Linked DNA regions of Homo sapiens: region 2 is linked to region 1. The links are chromatin loops, found by intact Hi-C in ENCODE. Cell type or tissue: heart right ventricle. All regions are shown on one strand. Links, peaks and the distances in the headings refer to the core of each region. The heading gives the core; the rest is flanking DNA.

What was found. A loop is a pair of places that touch in the nucleus more often than their neighbours do. Peaks named below come from ENCODE experiments on the same cell type or tissue, not always from the same donor. Only the 100,000 strongest peaks of a DNase experiment are listed, where the experiment ranks them.
Region 2: it touches region 1 in a loop (4-fold over the local background); 6 of 110 quality-filtered maps call a loop at or near these places.

What each region holds. Positions count from the first base shown.
Region 1 is chr7:18,347,586-18,363,293 of GRCh38, forward strand. It overlaps a transcript of HDAC9 not described here. Among named protein-coding and RNA genes, the nearest start is that of HDAC9, 140 kb to the right of the region's middle. RefSeq lists a silencer at 10,121-10,415. In heart right ventricle, for the core only: CTCF peaks have their summits at 4,920 (motif pointing right), 8,735 (motif pointing right) and 8,934; no DNase peak of the experiment used is centred there; H3K4me3 peaks cover 825 bases; H3K27ac peaks cover 442 bases.
Region 2 is chr7:19,044,883-19,060,590 of GRCh38, forward strand. No RefSeq gene overlaps it. Among named protein-coding and RNA genes, the nearest start is that of TWIST1, 65 kb to the right of the region's middle. In heart right ventricle, for the core only: a CTCF peak has its summit at 7,095 (motif pointing left); a DNase peak (open chromatin) is centred at 7,085.

The DNA of each region.
Region 1 (15,708 bases), core at 4,495-12,494:
TTATTTTATTTTATCTTACGTTATTTTATTTTATTTTTTAGACAGAGTCTCAGTCTGTTGCCCAAGCTGGAATGCAATCTCGGCTCACTGTAACCTCTGCCTCCCAGATTTAAGTGATTCTCCTGCTTCAGGCTCCCGAGTAGCTGGACTACAAGGTGTATGCCACCACGCCCGGCTAATTTTTTGTATTTTTAGTAGAGATGGGGTTCTCAAACTCCTGACCTCAGATGATCCACCCACCTCGGCCTCCCCAAGTGCTGGGATAACAGGCACGAGCCACTGCACCTGGCCGGCAGTATGTTTTTAATCTGTATCTCAGTGCCCTCTGTTTTTACAAAGTAGATGATAAGTATTGAGTTTTGAAATAGATAAAGGGTTGACAGTCATAGATTCTTGCTTTTAATTTTAAGAGAGAAGTAGGTAGCAAATTTTGGAGTTGAAAGACGGATCATGCAGTAACTAGCAACTGTTTCTCAAAATTCCCTCATCATTAGGATCTCTTGAATTGCTGGTTTAAAATATCAGTTTCTAGGCTGCTCCACAAAATATTTTGGGTCCTGCAGTTGGACATGAAAAGCACAAGCACCCCAGGTAATTCTTATGATCAGGAGAATTTGGGAAACATTTATCTGATTTAATTAATTATAGAGGCAATGTCAGCGATTAAGAGGTAAGATATGGAGTATAGATTCGTATGTTCATTTAGGAAATGCTTAGCTATCAACACTTATTGAGCATTTATACTATGGACCAGATTTGAGCACACTTACTACATGTGTGATTTTTGAACTTGTCTTTTACCCTTTCTGAATCTCAGTTTCTCATTTAAAAAATGAGGATAATACCTTACTCATGGATTTTTGGGAAGGTTCAATTAGATATGCCCCAAGAAATGCTTAATTTTTCTGAAAAATACCACTGTTTTTAGGCATCTATTATACTGTAGGGGTCATAATTTAATTATTTCTATTAGGTATTTTTACTATACACCAAGATTTCATTATGCAATCACACATCTGTTGTTCTGAGCTGTGGTTCTTACTGGCATCTTTTGGAGATGTATTTAGAGGTAAAGAATCCTTTAACAACTTTTAGGATCCAAAATCTCCTAACACAAACTTTCTCCTTCTGCCTTCTCTTTAGCCCTTTTAAAATTGGTGTATTTCCTACTTAAACTCACATATTTCAACTTCTTGCAACACTATTAAAATTACAGCTACTATTTGTTAAGCACTTACTGTAATCCAGGCACAGTCCTGGATGCTGCTTGTATTATTTAATCTTCACAGTAGTAGTGCAGTTTAGGTATTATGACTATTTAAATGGAGTCTGAGAACACAGAACTCAGTAATTGAGACAGCATCTTATAGGTATGATGCTGTGAAGAACAGAAATTATTTTAATACCTGTATATCTGTCTTCAAGCCCAAGTTCTGTCCACTATAAGCTATTCCCATAACTTTAATACAGTCATTTTCCCAATATGAGAACATGAATTTCTCCCATTGGCTTCCTAATGGTTTTCTGTCACTCAGAGTAAAATTCAGCTTCTTTACTTACTAAGGCCTACAAAGCACTGCACCGTATGTCTTTCATGTTCTAAGGCTTTTGCATTTGTTGGTCCCTGTGCTTGAAACTGTCTTGCCTTAGGTAAGCTGTGCACCTCTCCCTGACCTCATTAGAGATGTCTTTCCAGATGACCTCCCATACTTGAGAACATCTACACACACACACACACACACACACACACACACACACACACACACACACACACACAGATATTGCCCTTCCTCCTTGCTGGCTTATTTTTTCTCTATAGCAGTGATCAACAGCTAACATCTTAACATCTAATATAGTTTTCTTTATTTTTTCTTTCTCCCAGTATAATGTTAGTGCCTGAGAATGGTAGCTTAATGTTATCTGCTTTATCCCCACTGCCTAGCACATAGCAGGGATGCAATAAATATTTGATTCTCAAACATTGAATTGGGGGACATATCTGATATTCTTTATGTTAGTAATTTTATAATTTTCACAGCATTAGAACTTCATATGTGATATCTTGGTGGTTACCCTAATATTGTCTTTGTTAAGTATACTTTTCTAAACAAAGTTCCTGACAAAAAAAAAAATGTGGTGTTGTGTTTTACTTTTCACGCCAACAGGAATAGCACTATGCAGAAAAAATATGTCTTTCTATGTAGAATATTTAGAATAAAAGGTTTTTGGAAAGATCCCTTACTCAAATAATGAAGTGGCTATTCAATATTAATACTTAGTATATTTCAGTTGTTCTTTGCTTTGGAAATTAGGGCTTTGGAACATATGTGAGAATTAGGTATTACTTCAGTATTAGGAGGTCTTCTACTTGCTGACAGAATACTTCGTTTGTGCCAGTTCTGGCCATCATTCATTATTATTAATAGTAGTATATAAGCATGGTAATGCTAATTCAATAGGTTTTCCAGGTTTTTTCTCCCTCTTGTTATTATCTTTTATTTTGAAGTTTGCCTTTATTTCAAGTTGTATTTGTGGGTATTCAGAATTATTGTACCTGTGTATAACTCAGTGGTTCAAAAGTCATTAGTCTTTAATAAATTAGAATTTATTTTAAAAATTCAAGATCTGAAAACATCATTTCATTGACTCTCAAGTAATGTTAATGCCAAGTTTTGAAAAGCAATTTTTCTTTTTGGAGGCAGTAATTTTGAGTAATTGGATTCCATGAAAAAAATGGATTCAGGAGCTAATTGTGTACCAGGTTTACTGGCATTTGTGCAAAACAACATTTAGCAACTGTCAGTGACAATACTCATCTAATTTCTCTTTATCACCAGCTGGTCAATCACGTATCTTCATCAATACAAGTATTTTAATTTCCTCTTTCAGGTATCCTCTTTGTGTGTTTTCTTCCTTCTCACTCTCCCTTCTCTCCTTATTTTAAGCTACTTTAGAAAATAGTAATACTTTACTGATGTGTAAGATGCAAATCACTTTGGAAGTGAGAAGGTGGATATTTATACATTTGTTCTATGACGGGGTTTCTAAGTCTGTCCCACTGGGAATGGTTAGTACATTCCATAGCTGTAAGGGAAAAATCCACTTTTCCCAGAAATAAAGGTCAAGAGACATGGAACAACTCTTTTATTATTTGCTTTCAAAACAGAGGGAATATGATTTATGTCGAATATAAGCTTATGTCATAGCTGTGCAGGTGCTGCCGTGAAGCTGTGACCCCTGTCTAATCCCCATAACGACACTGGGCATTGACCACATTTGCTTTGTAGTTACTGAGCTGCTTTCCCAGGGGCCTTCTAGTTTCTGAACCCAGCCGCTGGGTAGCTGGTCGACCCGTGCTTGGTGCAAGAACATTGTTTTGTAAGTGCAACCTGAAATACATTTTATAACCCCTGCCTAAGTTAAATGACTGTAGGTCTGTGACGGAGCCTCTGTGATTGAATCAAAGTCTCCTCTTAACTCCTTTTTTTCCTTCATGAATTTAGTAGTCGGCTGTAAATAGTTTTTTCTGCTTTATTTTTTATTGCGTTAAACATAATCACAATGATTTATTTCAAAAACACTAAACAGTTGCTTGATATTTACAAGATAAAATGTAATACTGACTTTAATACATCATTGCCTGATTTACTTATATAATTTTTATTTATCGTTGTAAGATAGTTAACATTTTTCCATGTTGCTTCAATATTTTTCCCCTTAAAGATTAATGACTTGGTAAAATTTGCAGTAATCACACAAAAAATTTGTTTTCCAATTTCATTCTGTCTTCCAACATTTTGATCTCCCAGAGTTTTAATATTTTTTAAGTTTCCTATGTGTTATGAATTGTAAAATAAAACAAAAATCCCCCAAAACAAAAAAAGACAGCTATATTAAAAGTATCAACTTTATTTTAAATCTTATTAATGCTTTTTATAATGGGAGGGAAGATATATATATTTAAATGACCATGTAAAGCAAAGTGAGGAAGTTAGGAACCAGGACGCTGAAGCTAAACTGAAGTTGAATCTCAGCTCTATCATGTCCCAGCTCTGTGATTTTGTTAATCTCTCAAAATCTGCCTCATCTGTAAAAAAAGGTGAATGATAGTAAAACTATCTGTTGCATAGCTGTTGTGATTATTAAATGAGTTAGCATTTGCAAAGCCCTACATAAATATTTGCTGTGTAGATAATGTTTAATTTTGTCAAGAACTTTTAAAAGATGTGTTTTGAGTCATTCATACAGGCACACACACAGGTTATTACAATTTTATCAAGAAATTATTAGCCTTGTCTTAAATCTCAAAAAATTTGAATTGACGGTGAATATGTGGAAAGTGACAATATACAAGGTTATCCACTATTGGAAGGTGTGTGTGGAACAGAACAGAACTAGATCACATAGCTGTGGAGAACAAAAGCTCAAGAAGAAAAAAATTCAAAATGAGTTTATATTTTTCTCACAATAACTGTGGGCACCCTTCAAGCTTCAGTTAAGTGATGACAACATAATTAGACAGTAAAATATTCTGTTTCTGAACTGTTCTTTGTGTGACCTTCAGTTATCTCTGAGGATCCTCAGGTTTCTTAAGGTTTCCTTAGGCTGTCTGTTTAATCTGATTTTTCTGAAAAATGTACATGAATAAATAGGCCCTCCAACCAAAAATATTAATATTTAACATTTAGCCAAAGAGGTAGCAAATATTATTTTCAAACAAAATGAAGTAAGATAGAAGAGCTGAGACAATATAATATTCTGCTTAGAGGGAAACAGTAGGTTGCCACTGATTTTTAGTCCTGTGTTTTGAAAACTATTTGAGATAGAAGGACTAAAATTGCAATGAAGATTACTGCAACACAGTTACTTGGTCCTCCTATCATTAATTGATTAAAGGTAATTGCCAGGGAGTCACCTCTGGAGGGCAGTGCAGTCTTATATTTGTTGCAGGAGCTCCAGGTACCTTTAAATTTTCCAGAAGTTCATTTCAAAGATTCTTGGCCTTGTGAGATGTGAGTCATTCCCCGTTTTAAATACTCAAAGGGAACGTAAAGGTGAAAACAAACTCTTTTTCGTTATGATGGTTAGCATGCTAGATTCAGGGAAAATGACGGGAAATAGGACTTACCATATAGAGTTAGTGAATCTCGGTGTGCAAATAAGGAGCTGGCTGATGTTTGTTTTTTTCCCCCCTTTTCCCCACTTTGGTTCAGATACTTGTGAACCTCCATTTCATGATCCTTGTTTTTGTCTCTGTCTTACTCTAAAATACAAATCTGTATCTTCTAAGAAAATCTTTTAACAGCCTCACCATATAGGGTGTTGCAGAAGGTCAGCTCGGCGGCCAGCAAAATATCTTCCAGTACCTTAACAAATCAGCAAAATATTTTGAGAAATGCTTTACTTTTATGAACAAATACCCTGCTAGTTATTGGATTTGTCATAGCATCTAAGGTTTCTCTCATAACCATACTGACCTTCATGTGCTATTGTATTACAAAACCAACTCTTTATGTAATCAAACCTAAGGAAGAATGCTTAATTAGCTATACATGACCCTGTGTTATGATACAGGCATACAAAAGTTATTTTCTTCAGCACTATCTAGCTATTGTACAAAGAAACTTCTTTATAAAGTAAGACATGGGATATTTGATGTCTCAGGAGTAAAGTAATATTGGGATTTTTTTTTTTCCTCTGCAAGCTGTTTGAGAGCTTTCAGCAGGGGGATACCGTATTTAAAGGTAGCCTAAGATCTCATAACTCCATGTGTCACAAAAACTGTGTAGGTTATGAAAGACTTTTCTCGTGAGCAAAACAACTGTGCTTTTTAGCTCTAAATCATGACATAGTCTTGTTATACCACAAAGAATTAAAGAATGTTAAGTAAATGACTTTCTTCCCTCCCTCTGTGCCTCTGAGGATAGTTATTAATGCCGATTCTTGCTGCTGAGTGATCCTGAAGCTACTGTGGCAACCTTTTTATTCCCTGAGTGCAAATGAATCCTCTATGAGGTAATTGAAGGAAATTGATGACATTATTTGCTGTATCTTGGGTATCAACAGCATATAAATGAAAAACACAGCAGAATGCCTGGCCTGTGTTACCACATTGACCTACACATTTGGATCTGAAAGATCTCGAGCTATTTTCTGCCTAAGCAGACTTTGCACCTTTGTGTTTTATAGTGAAGTAGCAGGTACACAACTTTTTAAAATCATGAACTCCTAGCATTGGATTACCACCACCTGGTGTAAGGGATAGGTTTTATAGAAACACAAAGAGCATGGACTTATTCTTTTCATTTTTGTTCTTCTTTGCCAATTTTAATGTTATCTTCACAATCTGAACAGTGTGACCTGTTTCACCTTCTTTTATTTTGAATGTTAGTGTATGCACATTCTAAGCCAAGGGTGGCTTTACCCTTTAAGTTAAATTAAACCATTTGGGACTTAGCAAATTCTGGGTTGTATGTTTTAAGGTGAAAAAAAAGCACTAAAAAGAAAATTTAAAAGAAATTTTATCATCATATAGGGTGTGGATGAATGATTCAAATAGAAAACCTATTTTAAATCAGCCCTACTGAATGAACTATACTAAAAGGACATTTATTTACCTAGTTAGGGAAAAAAGTCACTTTAAATATGGTCTCTAGTTACTTTTCTTCCCATTTATTACATTTGCCACTTCATTGTGACCTTACTATGACCTTGTAGTTTATGGGCTAAAGGTAACCATTATGCAATAATGAAAATATGCAGGCCAGTCTTTACCACCTTGAAAAAATTGGTTTCTTATATTTTGTTTAAATTAACACACTTTGCTATTTATAAAGCTCTGCTCTACGGTGCTTGAAAGAGGAGAGAAGAATTAATCGCAACTAATGTGCAGATTTAGGCTTTTAGAGACTGTGTTTAGTGGAGGTGAGTCAGCAGGCCTTGTTATATTAATTATAGTGGTTTGATTCTCTACTGGTTTTGATTCACAGAGATATGCGCTGTACGTAAGAATTAAAGCATCAATTGCTTAGGAGAAAAAGGAACTTAAAAATCAAACCATTAATACCTATCTTTGCTTTCTTCTTTTGTCTAATTTGTTTTATTTTAGTTATCCAGGCCCAGATTTCCTCCACTTTCCCTTTGCCTTGATCCCAAAACCTGACCTCTGTGAAAAAGGCAATTCATCAATTGGATGTGGTGAGGGAAATGCCCTTCAGAAGGATCTAAAACAGGCAATACAAAAAGCTTTAGACAGTCAACACATCGGGGCACGTAAGCTCTGATGTGACTTGTTATCTCTGAGACCAGTGTTTGCATTCTTCCTGGTTTGTTCCTTAGGCTTGGAAATGCACTGAAACCACAGCTGGTCTTGAAGAGCCATAGAGGATGTGATACAAGGAATGATAAATTAATAATTACAGATCCTCAATCTGCTTATTGTCAGTCATTTTTTCTACCACCAGTTACAAATCCAGTCTTTATTCTCAAACAGAAGTGATGATAATTATCCTTGGTAAAATAACTTTCACATAATGTTGATTGCAGACAGTCACCAAGGGCTATGCTCCAAGTACACTTCTCACCATTTTTATACATGAAATAAAAACTCTTATTATCTCCACTTGTCCATGAGGAAACCAATGTACAGAGAAATTAAGTACCCTTCTCAGGGTTACACAGAAATTCAAGAGCTGGATTTTTACCACAAAGGATGGTTTAGAGCCTCTGGTCTTAACCTTCCAAGAGTCTGGGTTCTTGGGAATCTTCATTTTCAACATAGGCTCTTTATACTACCAGAACTAGCATGTTCTTCAGATATTCAAAACGGAGACTTTTAATAAGTTCATTATTAAAGAAGTGAATAATTTAGGATTAAAAAAATTCTGTTAAAAATGGGTTGCTCATAATTAATGAAGGCAGATATTTAAACCATGAATCCTTTATAAAACCTTGGGATGTGAAAGCTTATTTTGAAATGGACTGTTGGACTGCATGCTAAAAGTATACCCAGAGTGAATTTTCAGAGACATTAGAGACAAATTTAACATCACCCTCAAATCTGTGGAAGGTTAAATATACAGAGTGTGAGACATTGAGAATTAGGCATTTACAGGTACTTTTCCCCAGAGTTTGGTTTGGTGAGGGATTTAACCCCCATTTCGTGACACTGATCAAGGCAGGACATTTTGAAGGAAAAGCACTACAAAAAGGAGGAATTGCCTTGTCATGTTATGAAGCATTTAATTCTAAACTTCTCTGTTTTAAAAACAAAAGAGGCCTATCTATAGATAAACAAAGTAGACTCGTGATTTCCAAGGGCTGGGGCAGGAATGGGTGGGTATTAGCCATAAACTGGCTAGAGGGATCTTACTGCAAGCGATTGAAATGTTCCAAAATTGGATTATAGTGATCATTGTACAATCTGGTTTAAATGAACTTTGAAATCATTGAATTGTACCCTTTAAATGACCAAATTTATGGTATCTAAATATACCTTAGTAAAGTCATTTTTAAAAATGCATGTAAAAAAACTAAAAAAGAAAAAAAGGAAGATCCAGAATTGGGTCTTCAGACAGAATCATTATTTGCATCAAATTCAGAATTTCCCGTACATGATATTAATTTACTTCTCTAATTTGAAGTATGACACTAAATGTAACACGTTAGGTCATACATTTGGCAAAGACAAATTCTTCCTGCCTGTACTTTTTCCTTTCAGTTTTTAATAGGTGGCGCCATTATTCTTTGTAGCCTCTAGAGGGCAGCACATAGGTTTTTTTTTTTTTTTTTTTTTTTTTTTAAAGACAACAAACTTGTAACTCCCAAGCATCAAGAATGCCCAGTTGTTTCAGATGAACTCTCCAATTTTAGTTCATCCTGACGACCTCACAGTGGAGGACCTTCCTATAGTGACTCCTGCGAATGAATCCTCCCTTCCTTCCTGTTAGTTGCTCCCTTTCACCTCTGGCTATTTAATGTCCTTGAAAGATCTTTCAGCTCTCTCTACAGGGGAACATAGGAGTAATTTCAGTTGAAACTTTCACAACCTTTTTCCTTTAGAGAGCTTGATTTTTAGGTAAAGACAATAGTCAGTTAATGAATAAAACCGGTATTTGCACATGGGGGAGGGTTGATGCCCAGGAGATTGTCATAAGAATTCCTGACACAAGTTCTTCAGATCGCATCGGAAGAATCCGGCTATGCCAAAAGATAAATGTAGAGTTCTCCTCAATGTATGAATAACTAGGGATGCAGGATTTAAAATCTATAAGAATTTTTAAAGTTGTAAGACATAAGCATCCTGGTGTGTTTTTTGATTGTTGTTCTTTTCATTTAATTATTTATTATTAGTTTATGTACAGTAGAAGCCAACAAATAAGGGTTGGAAAGGTAAATTAACTAGCATTAAGGTATATACTGAAAGTCATTTTAAGAAATGCCTTACCTCTTCTCATCCCCACGATTAATGGCATTTTCCCTATGATCATTGAATTTTAAAAATACCTGGAAATTTATACCATTCTAGGATCTTATAGAATCTTATAGGATTTATTGGAGTTGATTTTAGTGTAGGAGCCTGAAACAGTTTTAGGTCCCCCTCACTATGTCTTATTGTTACTTCGTTTCTGACATTCTTCCTATATATCCAATCTAATATATATGTGAAAAAGGGTAGACATCAATCAGTATTAAGAAACAATGAGAAATGCCTGAACAGACCTTTAAGCTGTGATTTAAAAAAATCGTATTTGGGTGATCCTAGCAGTTAAATTGACTTTTTCTTTCCTTCTGTCGTCTCTGTTCTCCTTTTTTTTCCTCAGTAAACTTTGATTGCTTGCTAATTGTGTGCTAGGCCTTGTTTGGTTGTTTATTGAGAGAAAGAAATAAAGGAGAAGGGAGAGAACACAAACACAATTTCTGCCCTTGTGGAATTATAGCCAGTATAGGAGACAGACAAAACAGTATATAAACAAAAAATAACAATACATAATTACAGATTGAAATCAATTCTAAGAAAAAAAAGGTCAGTAAGTATATATAACCTTTGGGGCCAACTTTAGGCTAGAGAGTTAGGAAAGAATTTCTGAGGAGGTGAACTTAGGTGGCCCTACCACATAAAGGATTGGGCAAAGGGTTATCCAGGCAGAGGAACAGAGTATGAGAAGGCCCTGAGTCAGGAAGGAGCATGGCTTGTTGCAGAAACTGAACTAGTGTCTCAGTGTTTCACTGTGAATCAAGAAGTAAGCTAGGATGTGGCTTGGGGAGGTAACTGGCCAGGACTGAAAGATCTTTGTGAGGAGCTTGGATTTGTTTCTAGGTTGAGTGATGCCTCCAGAGGGCAAAAGAAAAACAGCAACATTATCTGATTTTGCTTTTGATAGGATTATTCTGGTTTCTCTATGGAGATTGGATTGGAGAGGGGCTCATATGAATGTGGCAGAAGTTTAGAAGGTGTAGCTGGGTGTGGTGGTGGGCACCTGTAATCCCAGCTACTCGGGAGGCTGACGCAGGAGCATCACTTGAACCCCGGAGGCAGAGGTTGCAGTGAGCTGAGATGGTGCCATGCATTCCAGCCTGGGCAACAGAGAGATACTCCATCTCAAAAACAAAGCAAAACAAAACAACAACAAAGAAGTTTAGAAGGTGGTTGTGATCTAGACAAAAATGCTCTTGCAACTGAGTTTCACCTGCAATTTAGGAATGGGAAGTAATGTGTTGAGTCCACTGATGTTGGGAGCACAAACACTTATGTAGGAGGTAGAAGAAACAGTTTTTTTTCCTATAAAGTTATAAATAGCTTTTAGCTTATTAGGTGTGGCTATGTTGAGACAGTAGTTAATGATTAGTGGGATATTTAAAAGTGATTTTGGAAACATGAATATCTTGTGATTTTTATTTTATGCAAACTGGCATTGATTTTAAAAGCTGAGGCAATTTAAGCAACTTCGAATGAGTGTTTTCTCTCTGAGGGTTGGAATTTGGAAAAAATTGAAATATGGGAGCAGATGAGAACATGAAGAACTTGATAAGTATACCTACATATCCTTTGATATCATTGTTAGGAACTTATCTTTTAATCGAATGCATGGTGCCATAGGTTATTCCTTCTCTATATCACTTAGTACTTAAGAACACAAAACTAGACATTAGTAGAATTTACAGATACACATTTGATTCCTGGCTTTACCACTTACTCTAGCTATAACTTTAGACACCTGTCCCCTCACTGATATTTCTGAACTGGAAAATTGAGGTATAATAACCACGTTAGAAGAATGTGGTGAGGATTATGTGAAAAAATTTATGCAAAGTACCTGTCACATAGTCAGTAGTATTCAATTAATACCAGATTAGGTGATTTGCCATGATTTGCCCAAGGACAACAGCTAATAAATCGTAGGACTAATATTTCAACCCAGAAGGCCTTATGCTAAAACCTGCACTGTTCATCACTGCCCAGTACTTCTTTCTTAAATTGGGGCAGTGAGGCCGGGCACAGTGGCTCACGCCTGTAATCCCAGCACTTTGGGAGGCTGAGACAGGCAGATTACATGATGTCAGGAGTTCAATATCGGCCCAGACAACATGGCAAAACCCCATCTCTACTAGAAATACAAAAGGTAGCCGGGCGTGGTGGTGCACACCCAGCAACTTGGGAGGCTGAGGCAGGAGAATCACTTGAACCTGGGAGGCAGAGGTTGCAGTGAGCCAATATCGCACCATTGCACTCCAGCCCGGGCAACGGAGTGAGACTCTGTCTAAAATAAAATAAAATAAATTAAATAGTAAATTGTGGCAGTGAAGGGACAAGGAGGGAAGGATATTTGCTGTTGTCCCAAACTATCTTCTTACTTCTTTTCTTCCACTAACCTGCTTTTCCTCAACTCTCATTCACATTTTCTAAAACTTGAGAATGAAAAATTCAAAATTGCATAAAAGTAGAGCAAATAGTACAATGAACTTGCATGTAACTGTAGTCCCCAGCACCTGCTTTGTGTCTCCAGGGACCCAGCAAGGTTGCTTTGGTGATTTTTTTTGTTGAGATGGAATCTCATTCTGTCACCCAGGCTGGAGTGCAGTGGCACACTCTCAGCTCACTGTAACCTCTGCCTCATGAGTTCAAGCAATTCTCCTGCCTCAGCCTCCCGAGTAGCTGGGACCACAGGCACGCACCACCGTGCCCAGCTAACTTTTGTATTTTTAGTAGAGACAGGGTTTCACCATGTTGGGCAGGGTAGTCTTGAACTCCTGACCTCAGGTGATCCGCCCACCTCGGCCTCCCAAAGTGCTGAGAATACAGGTGTGAGCCACCGTGCCTGGCCACTTCGGTGATTTTCTAACCACACTGAAGGGCATTTTCTTAACCCTCATTTTCCTCTGCAGTTAGGGCTCCTGCTGACACCACCTTCTGCTCTGCCTTAGCATTGCCACAGGACACGGTTACCTCACCTTCCACCCTCCGATTCTCCTCTCTAAACCCCTCACTTCTTGCTCTTCTGCTCTTCTTGTTCTAGATTGTTTTCAGAAAGTTTTTATGGTTTCTTGGACTCAACTATAATTGTAATTAAGAGATTAATCTCCAGTCCTAACCTCTTATCCTATGTATATTCCTACATTTTCAATTACTTTTAAACATTTATGGCAAAACTCATATCTGCCACCAAGTGGATGGACTTCCTTTGTGCCATCATTTTTCTAGTTTACATAAGTGAAATGTTCAAGTTTTTCCTCTGTACTGTCGTACTCCTTCAGTCATTTAGACCCAATGTCCTTTGGTAATATTTTTCAGTATCTTCTCCTTATTTTATTTTCCTTTTTCTAGAAACATGCATCAACCTTATGACTTGTTATCCTCATTTTAATCTTTTCCCCTACACTTTCTGAACATCTCTTTAGCCATAAATTTCCAGAGGCCTCTCCATTTGCTGTGGAAAAAAAGGAGAATTTAAGAATTACCGTTTCAAGTGCTTTTCCTCTCACTGTTACTTTAATAAATTCTTTTCATCTTTCAAGGTCCACTTCAATCTCATCTCCTTTTTGAAGATTTCCATATTCTTTCCTCAAAGAGTAATATATTCCTTTCATTTAGTTACTACAGCACTCTTGGCACCACTCATTTCAAAATTATTATGTAGTACATTGCTGACAATTTTTTTTATTTGTCTTGTTATACCAGTAAAAATGTTTACTTTCCAAGAGTTGACATTTTTTTATACTTACTTACTTTCAGTGTCTAGAGCATTTGTTTATACATAATAGTTGAATGATTGATTTTCATACTAGACAAATAATGATCAATGGGTAAATTAATTAGCAGTAAGTTATATACCTGAAAATTATTTAAAGAAATGGCAGAATAATTACCCTTGTCTGGGATCAGTTTTGTAACATGCCACAGTTAAGGGGCAAATTTTCAGTTCATTAAGCTTCTTCCAAAAGAGCCTAGTTTCAGAATGGAATGGTGTTTCTCCTCTTCTGAGAATTATAAGAAAGTGCTTTAGCTAGCAAATTTTTTTTTTCCTCCCAGGTGGTTCTTTGTCTACATACCATCCAACTATGAACAATAATGTATTTTATAGACTATACTAAGATATTGAAAGTTGGAGAGATGTATTCCTTTGTCTGATCAAACCTAGCAAGGAGAAAAACTGGGTTTTCTTCTCCTAAAATATTAAATTCCAAAAATTACAGGTACTCATTAAAAATCTCAAACAATACATAAGTAAGTGAAAGTAAATGGTGATGAAAGCCTCTTATCCACCCACACCTCTCTCCTGAAGTTACCTAGACCACTGCTTTCAGTTCATTTCAAACATCTAATCTATTGCATGTCGATTTATTTGGGTAGTATTCACTGCCTTCCCTACCCCTTCTTTACCACTGCACCTCAAGAAGACCTGAAAACCTTTAAATTGAAATTTAATTATTTCAATTTAAACATTCTTATTCTGTATATTTGGTAAATAATTATATTCACTTATATTACACCAGGGAAACCAAAGGAAACATTCATTTCTCTTTCTTTAGAAACATTTTAACTGACTCAATAGGCATAAAATTTTACTGAGGGTTAGATTTCTGTTGAATATATGGTTAATTCTACTTCTGTTTAAGGAAAAGACCTTAACTTTAATTCATAGAGCAATGCTGTTGCAAATGTGTAATTTTCCAAATTGTCCATAGTCCACAAAACACTTTAATGTATTATTTCGTTTATTGCAAGGAGAGAGAGAAAAAAAAAAACATTCTGGCATAAAGCCAACTAATTACTGATACACTCAGGAGACTCACCGTCAGTACATGATATGCTATTTTCCTCCAAGTGTTCCTTATTTCTTCCCTTCTCTCCTTGCCAGCTCCCCGCCCTTCTGGAATTTCTTGGTTCAAGGACAAGTGCTGACTCAGCATGGGCCACCTTCTTAGGCTAACTTACTGCTTTCCCTGCTCCTAAGGAGTCACCAGAGGGGGAGCAAATGGAGCACCAGCACATTCTCCAATTCTCCTAGGTGTCGTAGCTCTCCTCACTGATTATGAATTGTTTCTGGGAGAACAGAATGAGCTGTTAGGCTGCAAATGATCTAACCTTTCATACTTGACCATGTAGACTTTCCGCATTTATTCCAGTCCTCATTTCCAAATTTCACTAACAGAATTGCAGAGATCGTAGGATTCTATTGTCACAGAATAGAAATCTGTGATGCTTATGTGTTGCAAACCTAATTTCTCTATATATTTGTGTTAGAGGAAAGTTATATTTTTCTATTATCTTTGTAGAAGAACTTTGGTTTTTAACAATCATGGTAACTTAAAAACAAGTTTCTTGGTAACTTAGATGATCCAGTCATTAAAATCATGATATAGATTCTAAATATTGGGGAATTTGGAGATTTATGATTCTTAAAGGCATTATAAAAAATAAATAGGTATATGGTATACAGTTCTAAATAGCTTGGAATTATGAGTGTAAATGTTAAGTGTACTAGCAGTGATTTCTCTTTAAAAAATAAGCAAAAATTGACCCTGGATTGATGAAATTTTTTTTAACCCTTATTCATGTTGTAGGAAATTTTATAGACAGACATTGTAAAAGAGTGAATGGATTGCTATTGAAAGATAATCTGATATCAACTTAACTTGCTGGTGACTTTAAATTTCATATACTGGCTTTCATGCTACATTTATATCTTAGCAATAAGTATTCATGAGTCTCATATTTGAAGGTAGAGAATCTTGAATAGTAAAGAGTTCTGGTTTACGTCTTTAAAGGTCAGAAATATGCACTGTTATATCTAGTTTGTATATTTCCTCTAGTAAAAATCTATGCCTGACTGAAAGTGCTGAATTTATGGTAGAACAAAAGAGACTTATCCCACCCAGATTGATTCAAATACCTGGAGATACCAGTTTCAGACATGTGTTGATACAGCTTATTAAAATAGTAAACTCACTAATAAGCATTTTTGTATTTTGGATTGATTAAAGAATGTTTATGTCAAGAAAAGCATATTTTGAAAGTAATTACAACCATTAGTTATAATTAATTCGGTTTATCTTTTTTAAGGAAGGCTAGGATTTAATAAGGTGGGTTTTCCTAAAGCCTTTAATCCATGGCTTTTATTTTCACCACGGTAGATTTTCCATATAATTTCCCTCCTTACTTTTTCTTAATGTCAGATGAGGTATATATATCTTTTGTAACTTCCTGGT
Region 2 (15,708 bases), core at 3,349-11,348, 700 kb after region 1:
TTTTAAGTTATATATTCTATTTTTATTCTTTTAATGGCTGCCTTAGAATTTTAATATGTATACCTAATTTGTTGTATACAAATTTGATCAGTATTTATTACCTGACTCCAAAGCAATCTTAGGTCTTTAGAACACTCTAACTTCAGTTATGACCTTCAACTTCCATGTCATTATTACGTATTTTACTCATAATTTCACCCCATACTATTAATTTGCAAAATCAATGTTTCCTTAGATTTCTCCAAATACTTAACATTTTCTTTGCTCTTCTAGCTCAATTTTGCACTGAAAATAAACTATCTCAGGCAGATCTCCAGGCAATCAGAGAAGCTGCTTGCCAGGATTAGGAGCCTGAGCCACCCTACCCTTCCTGTGCAGAGACTGTGGTGAAGTGAGGCCCTCTCCACTCCAAGACCAGGCAGATCTCCAGACATTCAGAGCACACCCTCACCTGGATCAGCAGCTTGAGTACACCCAGCCTTCCTATGCAGAGACCCTGGTACTGGGAGGGCCTCTCAATTTCATTTCCAGACAGAACTGCAAGCAACTGGAGCATCCACTCTTCTGGATTATTAGTTTAGGCTGCCTCCACTGTCCCACCCACTCCAGCAGAGAATGTTTGCCAGCTCCACACCTAGGCCCACCTCTGGGTGCTTGGTGGCTGCCCACTGGATTCACCCTCAGCACTGGAGCTTACACTTACCATCAGGGAACCTACCTGGTCTGGCCCTGCCCATCTTTTCCCCTGCCCCTCTGAGGCTAAGCAGGGAGTTCAAACTGCTGTGCATCCCACAGATTAACCCATTGACAGAGGCAACAGGAGAGCTTCTCTGAGTGAAAAATAATCATTCAGGGGATCCACTCCAAGATGGCCAAATAGGAACAGCTCCGGTCTGCAGCTCCCAGCATGATCTATGCAGAAGACAGGTGATTTCTGCATTTCCAACTGAGGTACCTGGTTCATCTCATTGGGACTGGTCAGACAGCGGGTGCAACCCATGGAGGCAGAGCCAAAGCAGAGTGGGGCATCACCTCACCCAGGAAATGCAAGAGGTCGGGGGATTTCCCTTTCCTAGCCAAGGGAAGCCGTGACAGACGGTACCTGGAAAATCGGGACACTCCCACCTGAATACTGTGCTTTTCCAATGGTCTTAGCAAATGGCACACCAGGAGATTATATCCCGTGCCTGGCTTGGTGGGTCCCACACCCACGGAGCCTTGCTCACTGCCAGCGCAGCAGTCTGAGATCAAACTGCAAGGTGGCAAGCCTGGTTGGGGGAGGGGCGTCTGCCATTGCTGAGGCTTGAGTAGGTAAGCAAAGTGGCCAGGAAGCTCGAACTGAGTGGAGACCACCGCAGCTCAAGAGGCCCACCTGCCTCTGTAGACTCCACCTCTGTGGGTAGGGCATAGCTGAACAAAAGGCACCAGAAATTTCTGCAGACTTAAATGTCCCTGTATGACAGCTCTGAAAAGAGCAGTGGTTCTCCGAGCGAAGCATTTGAGCTCTGAGAACGGACAGACTGCCTCCTCATGTGGGTCCCTGACCCCCGTGTAGCCTAACATGGAGACACGTCCCAGTAGGGGCCCACTGACACCTCACACAGCCAGGTGCCAGTCTGAGACTAAGCTTCCAGAGGAAGGATCAGGCAGCAATATTTGCTGTTCTGCAATATTTGCTATTCTGCAGCCTCCACTGGTGATACCTAGGCAAACAGGGTCTGGAGTGGACCTCCAGCAAACTCCAACAGACCTGGAGCTGAGGGACCTGACTGTTAGAAGGAAAACTAACAAATGGAAAGGAATAGCATCAACATCAACAAAAAGGACATCCACACCAAAACGCCATCTGTAGGTCACCATCATCAAAGAGTAAAGGTAGATAAAACCATAATATGGGGAGAAGAGCAGAAAAGCTGAAAACTCTAAAAACCATAGTGCCCCTTCTCCTCCAAAGGATCACAGCTCCTCGCCAGCAATGGAACAAAGCTGGATGGAGGATGACTTTGATGACTTGAGAGAAGTGGCTCCAGAAAGTCGGTAATAACAAACTTCTCTGAGCTAAAAGAGGATGTTCGAACCCATCACAAGGAAACTAAAAACCTTGAAAAAAGATTAGACAAATGTCTAACTAGAATAAACAGTGTAGAGAAGAGCTTAAATGACCTGAAGGAGCGGAAAACCATGGCATGAGACTTACATGATGCATGCACAGGATTCAGTAGCCAATTAGATCAAGTGGAAGAAAGGGTATCAGTGATTGAAGATCAAATTAATGAAATGAAATGAGAAGAGAAGTTTAGAGGAAAAAGAGTAAAAAGAAATGAACAAAGCCTCCAAGAAATATGGGACTATGTGAAAAGATCAAATCTACGTTTGATTGGTGTACCTGAAAGTGACCGGGAGAATGGAACCGAGTTGGAAAATACTCTTCAGGATATTATACAGTAGAACTTCCCCAACCTAGCAAGGCAGGCCAACATTCAAATTCAGGAAATACAGAGAACACCACAAAGATACTCCTCAAGAAGAGCAACCCCAAGACACATAATTGTCAGATTCACCAAGGTTGAAATGAAGGAAAAAATGTTAAGGGCAGCCAGAGAGAAAGGTCAGGTTACCTGCAACGGGAAGCCCATCAGACTAACAGCAGATCTTTCAGCAGAAACTCTACAAGCCAGAAGAGAGTGGGGGCCAATATTCAACATTCTTAAAGAAAAGAATTTTCAACCCAGGATTTCATATCCAGCCAAACTAAGCTTCATAAGTGAAGGAAGAATATAATCCTTTACAGACAAGCAAATGCTCAGAGATTTTGTCACCACCAGACCTGCTTTACAAGAGCTCCTAAAGGAAGCACTAAACATGGAAAGTAACAACCATTACCAGCCACTGCAAAAACATGTCAAATTGTAAAGACCATTAATGCTAGGAAGAAACTGCATCAACTAACCAGAAAAATAACCAGCTAACATCACAATGATAGGATCAAATTCACACATAATATTATAAACCTTAAATGTAAATGAGGTAATGCCCCAATTAAAAGACACAGACTGGCAAATTCGATAAAAAGTCAAAACCCATCAGTGTGCTGTATTCAGGAGACCCAACTCATGTGTAGAGACACACATAGGCTCAAAATAAAGGGATGGAGGAAGATCTACCAAGCAAATGGAAAGCAAGAAAAGCAGAGGTTGCAAACTTAGTCTGTGATAAAACATACTTTAAACCAACAAAGATCAAAAGAGACAAAAAACGCCATTACATAATGCTAAAGGGATCAATTCAATTCAACAAGAAGGGCTAACTATCCTAAATATACATGCACCCAATACAGGAGCACCCAGATTCATAAAGCAAGTCCTTAGAGACCTACAAAGAGACTTACACTCCCACACAATAATAATGGGAGACTTTAACACCCCACTGTCAATATTACACGATCAATGAGACAGAAGCTTAACAAGGGTATCCAGGACTTGAACTCAGCTCTGCACCAAGCAGACCTAATAGCAATCTACAGAACTCTCCAACCCAAATCAACAGAATATACATTCTTCTCAGCACCACATTGCACTTATTCCAAAATTGACCACATAGTTAGAAGTAAAGCACTCCTCAGCAAATGTAAAAGAACAGACATCATAACAAACTGTCTCATAGACCACAGTGCAATGAAATTAGAACTCAGGATTAAGAAACTCACTCAAAACCGCACAACAACATGGAAATTGAACAATCTGCTCCGGAATGACTACTGGGTAAATAATAAAATGAAGGCAGAAATAAAGATGCTTTTTGAAACCAATGAGAACAAAGACACAATGTACCAGAATCTCTAGCACACATTTAAAGCAGTGTGTAGAAGGAAATTTACAGCACTAAATGCCTACAAGAGAAAGCAGGAAAGATCTAAAATGGACACCCTAACATCACAATGAAAAGAACTAGAGAAGCAAGAGCAAACAAGTTCAAAAGCTAGCAGAAGGCAAGAAATAACTAAGATAAGAGCAGAACTGAAGGAGATAGAGACAGAAAAAACCCTTCAAAAAATCAATGAATCCAGGAGCTGGTTTTTTGAAAAGATCAACAAAATTGATAGACCGCTAGCAAAACTAATAAAGAAGAAAAGAGAGAAGAATCAAATAGACACAATAAAAAATGATAAAGGAGATATCACCACCAATCCCACAGAAATACAAACCACCATCAGAGAATACTATAAACACCTCTATGCAAATAAACTAGAAAATCTAGAAGAAATGGATAAATTCCTGGACACATATACCCTCACAAGACTAAACCAGGAAGAAGTTGAATCTCTGAATATACCAATAACAGTCTCTGAAATTGAGGCAATAATTAAGAGCTTACCAACCAAAAAAAGTCCAGGACCAGATGGATTCACAGCCGAATTCTACCAGAGGTACAAGGAGGAGCTGGTACCATTCCTTCTGAAACTATTCCAATCAATAGAAAAAGAGGGAATCCTCCCTAACTCATTTTATGAGACCAGCATCATCCTAATACCAAAGTCCGGCAGAAACACAACAAAAAAAAAGAGAATTTTAGACCAATATCCCTGATAAACATCAATGCGAAAATCCTCAATAAAATACTGGCACACCGAATCCAGCAGCACATCAAAAAGCTTATCCACCAAGATCAAGTTGGCTTCATCCCTGGGACGCAAGGCTGGTTCAACATATGCAAATCAATAAACGTAATCCATCACATAGAAAGAACCAATGACAAAAACCACATGATTATCTCAACAGATGCAGAAAAGGACTTCAACAAAATTTAACAGCGCTTCATGCTAAAAACTCTCAATCAGCTAGGTATTGATGGAACGTTATCTCAAAATAATAAGCACTGTTTATGACAAACCCACAGCCAGTATCATACTGAATGGGCAAAAACTGGAAGAATTCCCTTTGAAAACTGGTACAAGACAGGGATGCCCTCTCTCACCACTCCTATTCAACACAGTGTTGGAACTTCTGACCAGGACAATCAGGCAAGAGAAAGAAACAAAGGGTATTCATTAGGAAAAGAGGAGGTCAAATTGTCCCTGTTTGCAGATGACATGATTGTATATTTAGAAAACCCCATTGTCTCAGCCCTAAATCTTCTTAAGCTGATAAGCAACTTCAGCAAAATCTCAGGATACAAAATCAATGTGCAAAAATCACACGCATTCCTAGAAACCAATAACAGACAAACAGAGAGCCAAATTGTGAGTGAACTCCCATTCACAATTACTACAAAGAGAATAAAATACCTAGGAATCCAACTTACAAGGGATTTGAAGGACCTCTTCAAGGAGAACTACAAACCACTGCTCAATGAAATAAAAGAGGACACAAACAAATGGAAGAACATTCTATGCTCATAGATAGGAAGAATCAATCTCGTGAAAATGGCCTTACTGCCCAAGGTAATTTAAAGATTCAATGCCATCCCTATCCAATATTACACAGAATTGGAAAAAACTAAAGTTCATATGAAATCAAAAAAGAGCCCACATTGCCAAGACATTCCTAAGCAAAAAGAACAAAGCTGGAGGCAACATGGTACCTGACTTCAAACTATACTACAAGGCTACAATAACCAAAACAGCATGGTACTGGTACCAAAATAGATATACAGACCAGTGGAATAGAACAGAGGCCTAAGAAATAACATCACACATCTACAACCATCTGATCTTTGACAAACCTGACAAAAACAAGAAATGGGGAAAGGATTCCCTATTTAATAAATGGTGCTGGGAAAATTGGCTAGCCATAAGAAGAAAGCTGAAACTGGATCCCTTCCTTACACCTTATACAAAAATTAATTCAAGATGGATTAAAGACTTAAATGTTAGACCTAAAACCTTAAGAACCCTAGAAGAAAACCTAGGCAATATCATTCAGGACATAGGCGTGGGCAAGGACTTAATGACTAAAACACCAAAAGCAATGGTGACAAAAGCCAAAATAGACAAATGGGATCTAATTAAACTAAAGAGCTTCTGCAAAGCAAAAGAAACTACCATCAGAGTGAACAGGCAGCCTACAGAATGGGAGAAGATTTTTGCAATCTACCCATTTGACAAAGGGCTAATATCAAGAATCTACAAAGAACTTAGATAAATTTATAAGAAAAAAACAAACAACCCCATCAAAAAGTGGGCAAAGGATATGAACGGACACTTTTCAAAAGAAGACATTTATGCAGCCAACAGACACATGAAAAAATGCTCATCATCACTGGCCATCAGAGAAATGCAAATCAAAACCGCATGAGATATCATCTCACACCGGTTAGAATGGCAATCATTAAAAAGTCAGGAAACAACAGGTGCTGGAGAGGATGTGGAGAAATAGGAACACTTTTACACTGCTGGTGGGACTGTAAACTAGTTCAACCATTGTGGAAGACAGTGTGGCGATGCCTAAGGGATCTAGAACTAGAAATACCATTTGACCCAGCGATCTCATTACGGGGTATAAACCCAAAGGATTATAAATCATGCTGCTATAAAGACACATGCACATGTATGTTTATTGTGGCACTGTTCACAATAGAAGAGACTTGGAACCAACCCAAATGTCCATCAGTGATAGACTGGATTAAGAAAATGTGGCACATATACACCATGGAATACTATGCAGCCATAACAAAGGATGAGTTCATCTCCTTTGCAGGGACATGGATGAAGCTGGAAACCATCATTCTCAGCAAACTATCGCAAGGACAGAAAACCAAACATCGCATGTTCTCACTCATAAGTGGGAACTGAACAATTAGAACACCTGGACACAGGACGGGGAACATCGCACACCAGGGCCTGTCTTGGGGTGGGGGAGTGGCGGAGGGATAGCATTAGGAGAAATACCTAATGTAAATGACGAGTTAATGGGTGCAGCAAACCAACACGGCCCATGTATACTTATTTAACAAACCTGCACGTTGCGCACCTGTACCCTAGAACTTAAAGTGTAATAAAAAATAATAAAATAAATAAATAAAAAATTAAATAAATAAGCATATACCCAACCACATTGGCTGGAGCTGGCTTTTACCCATAATCGCCACCTACTGGCCATTCCCTTGAACTGCACATCCCAGTATATAACCCGTGGAGAGAAGGGCATAGGTCTATAGAAGCAAAGCCCAAAGACCCTATCCAACATCCTCTATAGTCACAACCCCTGGAGTAATGGGAGGAAGGGAAGGAGAAATAAATACAATAATATAGGGAAAGAAGAAAGAAGAGAAATCCTACCCACATGAAAATAATTACAAAAATTAAAAGTGCCATCTTCTTCAGATGAGAAGGAACCATCATAAAAATTCTTGAGAAATCCGAATGTACTGACACTACCAGAGGATCACAGTAGCTCTCCAACAATGGTTCCTAACCAAAATGGAAACTGAGAAATGAAAGATAAAGAATTCAAAGCATGGATTGCAAAGAAGCTGAATGAGATCCAAGATTGAAAATCATCATCAACAACAACAACAACAAGTGATCTAAAGCAATCCAGGAAATGAAGAAAGAGATAAACATCTTAAAAAGAAATCAATCAGAGCTTCTGGAATTGAAAAACTGACTTAAGGAATTTCAAAATAGAATGGAATGCTATAGCAATAGACTGGACAAAGCAGAGAAGTAATTTCAGAACTTGAAGAACAAGTCTTTCAAATTAACCCTGTCAGATAAAAGTAAGAAAAAAGAATTTTAAAGAATGAATAAAGTTTTCAACAAATATGGACTTATGTAAACTATCAAACCTATAATTTATTGGCATTCCTGAGAGAGAAGCAAAAAAAGCAAATGACCTGGAAAACACATTTGTCAGAGTAATTCAAGAAAAATTCCCTAATCTTGCTTGAGAGAGATACATGCAGATACAAGACATCCAGGGAACACCCGCAAGACCCTATACAAAATAAACATCACCAAGGCATATCATTACCAGACTCTCCATGGGCAACACTAAAGAAAAAAATCAAAGGCATTTAAAGGAAAAGGTCGTATCACTTACAAAGGGAACCCCATCAAGAGTAGACTTCCAAATAGAAACCTTACAAGTAAGGAGAGATTGAGGACCTATTTTTAGCATTTTAAAGAAAAAAAAATTCCAATCAAGATCTTCATATCCCACCAACTAAGCTTGATAAACAGTGGATAAATAATATTTTTCCAGAAAGGCAAGCACTAAGGGAATTTGTTACTACTAGACCACCCTTAGCAGAGATCCTTAAGGTAGTTCTAAGCATGGAAACAAAAGAATGATACATACTACCACAAAAACACACTGAGATATATAACCCACAGACCTTATAAAGCAACCACAAAATAGAAACTACAAAGCAACCAGCTAACAACTTCAAGATAGGATCAAAACCTCACATATCAATATTAACCTTGAATGTAAGTGATCTAAATGCCCCAGTTAAAAGGCACAGAATTGCAAGTTGAATAAAAAAAACAAGACTCATCCATCTGCTGTCTTCAGGAGACCCATCTCACATGTAATGACACCAACAGGCTCAAAGTAAAGTGTTGTAGAAAGATCTATCACACCAACAGAAAACAAAAAAGAGCAGAGGTCACTATTATATCAGACAAAACAGACTTTGAACCAACAACAGTAAAAAAAAAAAAAAAAAAAAAAGGACAAGGAAGGGCATTACTTAATGATAAAGGGTTTAATTCAACAAGAAAAAATTATCCTAAATATATATGCATCTAACATTGGAGCACTCAGATTCATAAAACAAGTACTTCCAGGCCTAAGAAAAGACTTAGACAACTACACAGTAATAGTCAGAATAGCACTGTAGAACCAAAAAATGTCTAGCCGTAGAACACAGGATTTGTCACATGATTTAAAGCAGAGGTATCCAATCTTTTGGCTTTCCTGGGCGACATTGGAAGAATTGTCTTGGGCCACACATAAAATATACTGACACTAACAACAGCTCATGAGCTAAAAAAATTGGTAAGATCTCATAATGTTTTAAGAAATATGTTGGGCCACATTCAAAGCCATTCCGGGCTGCATGCAGCCCATGGGCCATGGGTTAGACAAGCTTGATTTAAAGAGAAGGACAAATATTGTTAGGCACTTAAGGTAGTATCTAATGAAAGTCATTATACACAACATAAACAATCAAAGAAAAGGAGCAAATAGAGATATGGAAGCCCAGAAATTCAACAAATTCATATTGTGCTTGCTGCCAATAAGCTTTTCTGAAAGCGGAGGCTGAGGTGAAGTTTTTAGAGATTAACACCTATGGAAGGGAAACAGAAGAAGCAGAAAGGGTCAAAGGGGAAGTCTGGATTCAAGCCCTATAAAACCTCTGTCATCCTCACAGCAAGATCTGGAATTAGAATTATGCTAGAGTTATGCAGCATGCAGCTAAAATGGCCAAGCTTTTCTAATCCCGTCTTGACTAGTCACTGGAGGTGGTCTGCCCTGGGAAATAGTGATCCTTGGCCAGACAGTACACTGCAGCTGAGGCAAACCCTGAAGGGGCTGACAGATGGAGGCTGCCTGCTGATAGACAGGGGAACATGTCCTCCTATGAAGTGAGGTCTGAGAGGCACATCTTGTCCACCACAGTGCTCCAATTTGATTCCTGCCACCATGTTAGCCTCTATGGATGGTGCCATTGGGCACAATTTTTAGAATGCCATTCTAAGTTAGATGATGAGGACTTAGGCTTTGGATCAATTTTTACATACCAGAAGCTCCTAATGAAGCCACCCACTATAATGCTTCACACTGGGTGCCAACTTTCAGCCTTATTTAGTTGTTGGAATCTCCAGTTCACCAATAAACTGGTTCAGTTTGATTGACAAGTCTTGCAATGTTATTATTTATTTAGGGTCTCCTATTCAACTATGTGTATATGTGTATCCTGAACCCCCACAAAAAAACTACATGCCAGTAAAAGATCATAACCACTTAGTGAATTAGAAAAGGTTAGATTTGCCCAGTGAAGAAACAAAGATTTTCTCACATTTCTTAACTCTGAAAAATGACATCCACTTTTGGAGAAAAGAAAATTATAGTTTATACAAAGTATTATCACAAGCATATTAAGGATGCATACAAATGAATTCAAGGAATAAGACTGAACTCCAGAGAGGTAAATAAGGAGGAGATTAAAAATACTGGTGCCACATGTAATGTTAGTGCATTCCTTTTATGCCTCGCACGGTGGCTCATGCCTGTAATCCTAGCACTTTGGGAAGTTAAGGTGGGCAGATTACTTTGAGCCCATGAGTTCGAAACTAGCTTAGCCAATGTGGTGAAACCCCGTCTCTACAAAAAGTACAAAAATTAGCAGGGCGTGGTGGCACACACCTGTGGTCCCAGTTACTTGCAGGGCTGAGGCAGAAGGATTGCTTGAACGTAGGAGGCAGAGGTTGCAGTGGGCCGAGATTGTGCCACTGCACTCCAGCCTGGGTGACAGAGAGACCCTGTCTCAAAAAAAAAAAAAAAAAAAAGTAAAACATAATGTTGAGTCCATAATAAATGAATGGCTATCTAAAAAAATTTGTTGGTAATATTTTTCATTCCTGGCTATGTACTGATATTTAAAATATAAAAATATCCTATGATTTTCTAGAATATTCGACAAGACTACATTAATAATATTCTTGAGAAAAGTTCTTCCTTTATATTTCCTTGTGTGTGTGCCCTGAAGAAAGTCATTTCCAGCAAAAACAAGAAATACAAAGATTCATCTTCTAAAATGTTTCTCATCAATCTTTGTCTTTGAAAATTTTCAATTCTCTTAGCCAAAGAAATGGGAGGCTGTGTGCAGCTTAAGTCCGAAAGAGCAAGATGCATTTGCCTTCTGTGACTCCTTCCCAGACTATAAGTAGAATAAGGCAGCATGCTCCAGGTAGTCAAAGTCAGGTGAAACACTGGCCTTACCCAAAATTTTTACCCTAGACATTAGTATTGTATACATTTTACACCCAGTTCCAGGTTTCCAGTAACTTAACTATCTGCAGACATTTGTCACAGCAGTAGCAGTTAAGAAGTATTCACAATCTTGTACTTCATGGACAAAAAAAGATTTTCCAGTGTCTTGATATTTACTGTCATAGTGCAAAATGCTTTGTACAGCAGATAATGTTACTCTTTTAAACTTACCATTCTTCTGTGAAGTGTTTTTTCTTGCCTCTGGAAGTCATCTCCACATTTGTTCTTGTTCTCCATCTTGTCTGATTTTTCTTAATTACAAATTATTTTCTGAATTGTATCACACCTGCATAATAATAAAATGGTGAATTATTCTGACAAGTGCCAGATTTTGGTTCTTTTGAAGAGTTTTATTGATCTCACTGTGCATTATTCTGCCTCAAACTGTACATCATACTGTAATTCAGAATGTAACGTCTTGATTGATTTGCAGCCAGACTGACAAAAATCACAGCAGTCATGGCAAAGTCTCCCAGTTTGACTTAATGGAGTGTTAACTGAGAAGCACAATTTTGACCTTTTAATGAGTAGGCCTTTGGTATTTTTTCCAAACAGCACTATCCAAGGTAAAGGAAGTGATTTCTATTAACCTACAGGACACACTTCATTGGGAGGACTGTCTAATTGAGACATCTTCCAGATACTCCATTTAAACATAATGATGTATAATAGCATTAACTGCAACTTAATTAGAAGACTAATTCTACTACATCAGAAAGTAACCAAAGTACTGAATGATGTTGCTTTCCTATTAAAGAGGTAAATTTCTTATAGACTCAAAAATTATACTGTTACTTTTCTAATGTCTAAATTCCTATGATATTGGGAATACTTCCTAGTATTTTAGCCCTATTGCTATCCTGAAATTCCAATTAAAAATGGTCAATCAATTTAATTAGGACTATTTTTACTAGGACTATTATCTTGGAAAATATAAGGGAAAATAATGAGCATTCATCAAGCGCTTATGCTATGTCATGGGTCATTTTACATATGTGAACATATAATATCTCCTTTGATCTTTGAAAGATATTACTGCTCCTATTTTACAAATGGAGAACTTGAAGCTCAAAAGGTTTAAGCAACTAGATTGAGGTTCTATAACAAACAAAAGTCCAGGTGAGATGATGGATATGTTAATTAGCTTGATCTAATTCTACACTGTATTCACAAATCATGACATCATTTTGTATATATGTATACATATAGCTATAATTTAGCTATACATATAGCTATAATTTAGCTATACATATAGCTATAATTTAGCTATACATATAGCTATAATTTGTCAATTTATAATTTTAAAAATAAAATAAATATGATAAAATATCCAAATAAGTTTCAAGCCTTAATCTATTTTCTGCCTCTTTGTAGCTATGGGTTCCTTGTTTTATAACAAGTTTTAATATGATGTTAGCATTGAGCCACTTTTTAAAAACACCTGTGATTAATAAATGGAAATCAGTTTGAACGCTTCTTCCAAACTCTTTCACTTATCAGTACCAAGTCCAGTTGATGATTCATTTATTTGCAGAAACAGTTTGTATTTTCCCATATTCAACTCAGTTCCAGTAGGTGAAAGTAAAATCAGAAAAATATGACAAGCAGGTTAAGAACTATCCTGCTGCCACCACTAAAACTATATTTTCTAAGAAAGATAAGATAGATAGAGTCAAAAGTATCATTTACCTAAGACCTAAAAGGCACATTCTTAACCTAGGGAATGTTTTTTAAGTTTTACTGAGGCTAGCAATCTTTATCCCAGCCCCCCTTTCTGGATGCATGTAATGGTATTCTAGGATGTATCTACAAACCTTCCAGGCAAATGTTGCTTTATGTTGGCTTTGAGAGAAACTTCACAAACACATATACACATCCTCTCCACCATCACCACTCTATACTCTTTTATCCCAAAGCAATAACTACTATTAGACATGTGTGCTTTGTACATATAGTGGAATGAAGTAAAGAGAGTGGAGACAATTTTACAAATTGGGCATCCAAATCTTCTGTTTAGGAAAAACAAAACAAAACAAAATAAATGATTTGCTTGTCTGCATTGATTAAATTCTCCAGCTGAGTGCTTGCTCTGTGTTTTGCTCTACCTGTATAGGTGTATCTAGAATAATGCCAAGAAAAAATAATAGTTAGTCTAATATTTGCATATTTTTGAAACTAAGTCAAAACAGTTTTCTGTAAATTTAAAAAGAAGAACTAATACAAATTGGCTCAAATTATTTTATTTATCAATTATCTCAACTTGGAAGCAATAGACTACTTTAGGTTGTTTCTCATTATTCAAGTGATCATTTCTTCTTACTATTTTTTCCTGATTTAAAAAGTGACACAGACCCTAAGAGTTTATAGGAATTGTGAGACTTAAATACTAGAAGGCACACTTTTCTGTAATGCTGAACATGAATATTTATATCACGGTCATGCTTGAGGTATCTTTATAACTTTAGCAAACAGAGATTCTTGTTAAAAAAAAATATTTTTTTTAGTAATTTTTCTCTTTTAAATAAATGAGCACGGTATATGTATGCATGAAAGAGCCAAAGTTTGATACACCTAAATGGATATAGGTGCTTGCAATATATGTAAATGTGTGTATATGAATATGTATACATCAGAAACTCCTTTATCCATTTAGGCATATTAAAATAGAAGGGTAATTGACTTGCTGAAATCGATACTTTAGCACTAGGCAAAAGGATAACTGACTGGCTCACTCTGGAGAAATGAGATCTAATCAGTATTTATCCAAAAACATATTGAACCTGTGTGTTGTGCCCATCTTTGTTTATGATAATAAGTGTAAAAAAACCTCTTCCTTGCTGATGAGTATGTGGGGTTCAAGAGGAGACAGGAAAGGTGAGTGAGTGTCATTTTTTACATGAAAGAATGACTGTCAAACTATGATTATTTAGACATGGGTATTTGGCAGACATTTTCTTGAAAATGACCAAAATAAGCTTGTTACTCCAAAGCAATAACTGAAAATGTTCGTTGCTAATGATAAAATTTAATCTTTCAAACAAAAATTTCAAATTTTGGAAAACTTACATCAACTGCCCTGAGCTCGAAAGCTTCCCAATACTTAATACTTTTTGGAAGATATTGGTGATATTAATGATTTTGGAATTATGATATTACATAATAAAATGTGTCAAGATTTGGAAGTTCTAGGTAACTCAGTTAACCAATAATTTTCAAATATAAATGCATATTGTTACAAAGTTATGCATGGTTAAAAGTTATATTCAACATATGACATAGACTAATAGATTTTCATGTAACAGAGAAGGAAAAAATGCACTGATATAGTTTCAAATCCCCCATCAAAACTCATCTTTAAGAAACTACTGTTGCTGAGTTTTGGTATAATATCAAAGAAGAATATTTATGATTACCTTAAAAAGGCTAGCAAAATAGTCCTTTGTCCCACAACATTTTTTAGTGAGGCCAAAATTTTGCTACATATGACAATCAAAACAGCATGTTGCAAAAGATTAAATGCTGAAGCAGAATCAGAAATCAAGAGATTTGCAAAACTGTAACACAATGTCACTTTTCTCATATTTCTTAGTCTTAGAAAATATATTCTTTTAGAAAATATTTTTCAAGTTTTTATTTATAATAAAGTAAATATCAATACATACAATACCATAGCTATCCAAAAGAGGCCACGAAGGGAGTTGGACCCCCACTGGGGCATTTTAGGAAAGAAGAAAGGCTGGAAATCAATGAACTATGTCATTCATGAAATAGTTGCATTTTGAGTCCTTAAAATTCTGTCATAATTACTTTAAAATCTCAATGTTCAGGGAGCAGGAATGGCTAAGGATGAACCTTTTAGCTTTGCATTGTTTCGGAGAGAAAAGGAAAGCAGACATATATTACAAAGAACTGAGATAAAAAAAAGAGTAAGAGTAAGAACTGGTTTTGGAGGGTGGAAAAGTGCATGGGAGCCCTGAAGGAAAGGAAGTAAGTGATCTTTTGTTTCATGCCAGATTTCATTCAACCCCAGCAATAGAGTTGAAGCATGGTATGGAGTGAACCCAACAGATGTTAAGAAGAAGAGTTCATGTCCTTTGTAGGGACATGGATGAAATTGGAAATCATCATTCTCAGTAAACTATCGCAAGAACAAAAAACCAAACACCGCATATTCTCACTCATAGGTGGGAATTGAACAATGAGATCACATGGACACAGGAAGGGGAATATCACACTCTGGGGACTGTTGTGGGGTGGGGGGAGGGGGGAGGGATAGCATTGGGAGATATACCTAATGCTAGATGACGAGTTAGTGGGTGCAGCGCACCAGCACGGCACATGTATACGTATGTAACTAACCTGCACAATGTGCACATGTACCCTAAAACTTAAAGTATAATAAAAAAAAAAAAGAAAAAGAAAAAGGGTTGTAAAAAAGAAAATGGATTTCATTTGAGGAAGGAATATACAGGATGACTCTGGGATTTCTGGAACAATGGCTAGGTGTTTTGTAGAAGATTATTGACACCAAGGTCTGGCTTTCTGCCTTCATGTGGTTCTCAAGATTCCTACCTGTAAATCACAAGCCAGGGAACTCTTGGTGTTCTGTGATTAAAACATAAGATACCATGAGTATCAGAGAGCATCTGTTTGAACCAGCTTATTTTACAGAAGAAACCAAAATCTTGAGTGGCAAAATGATTTGCCCCCA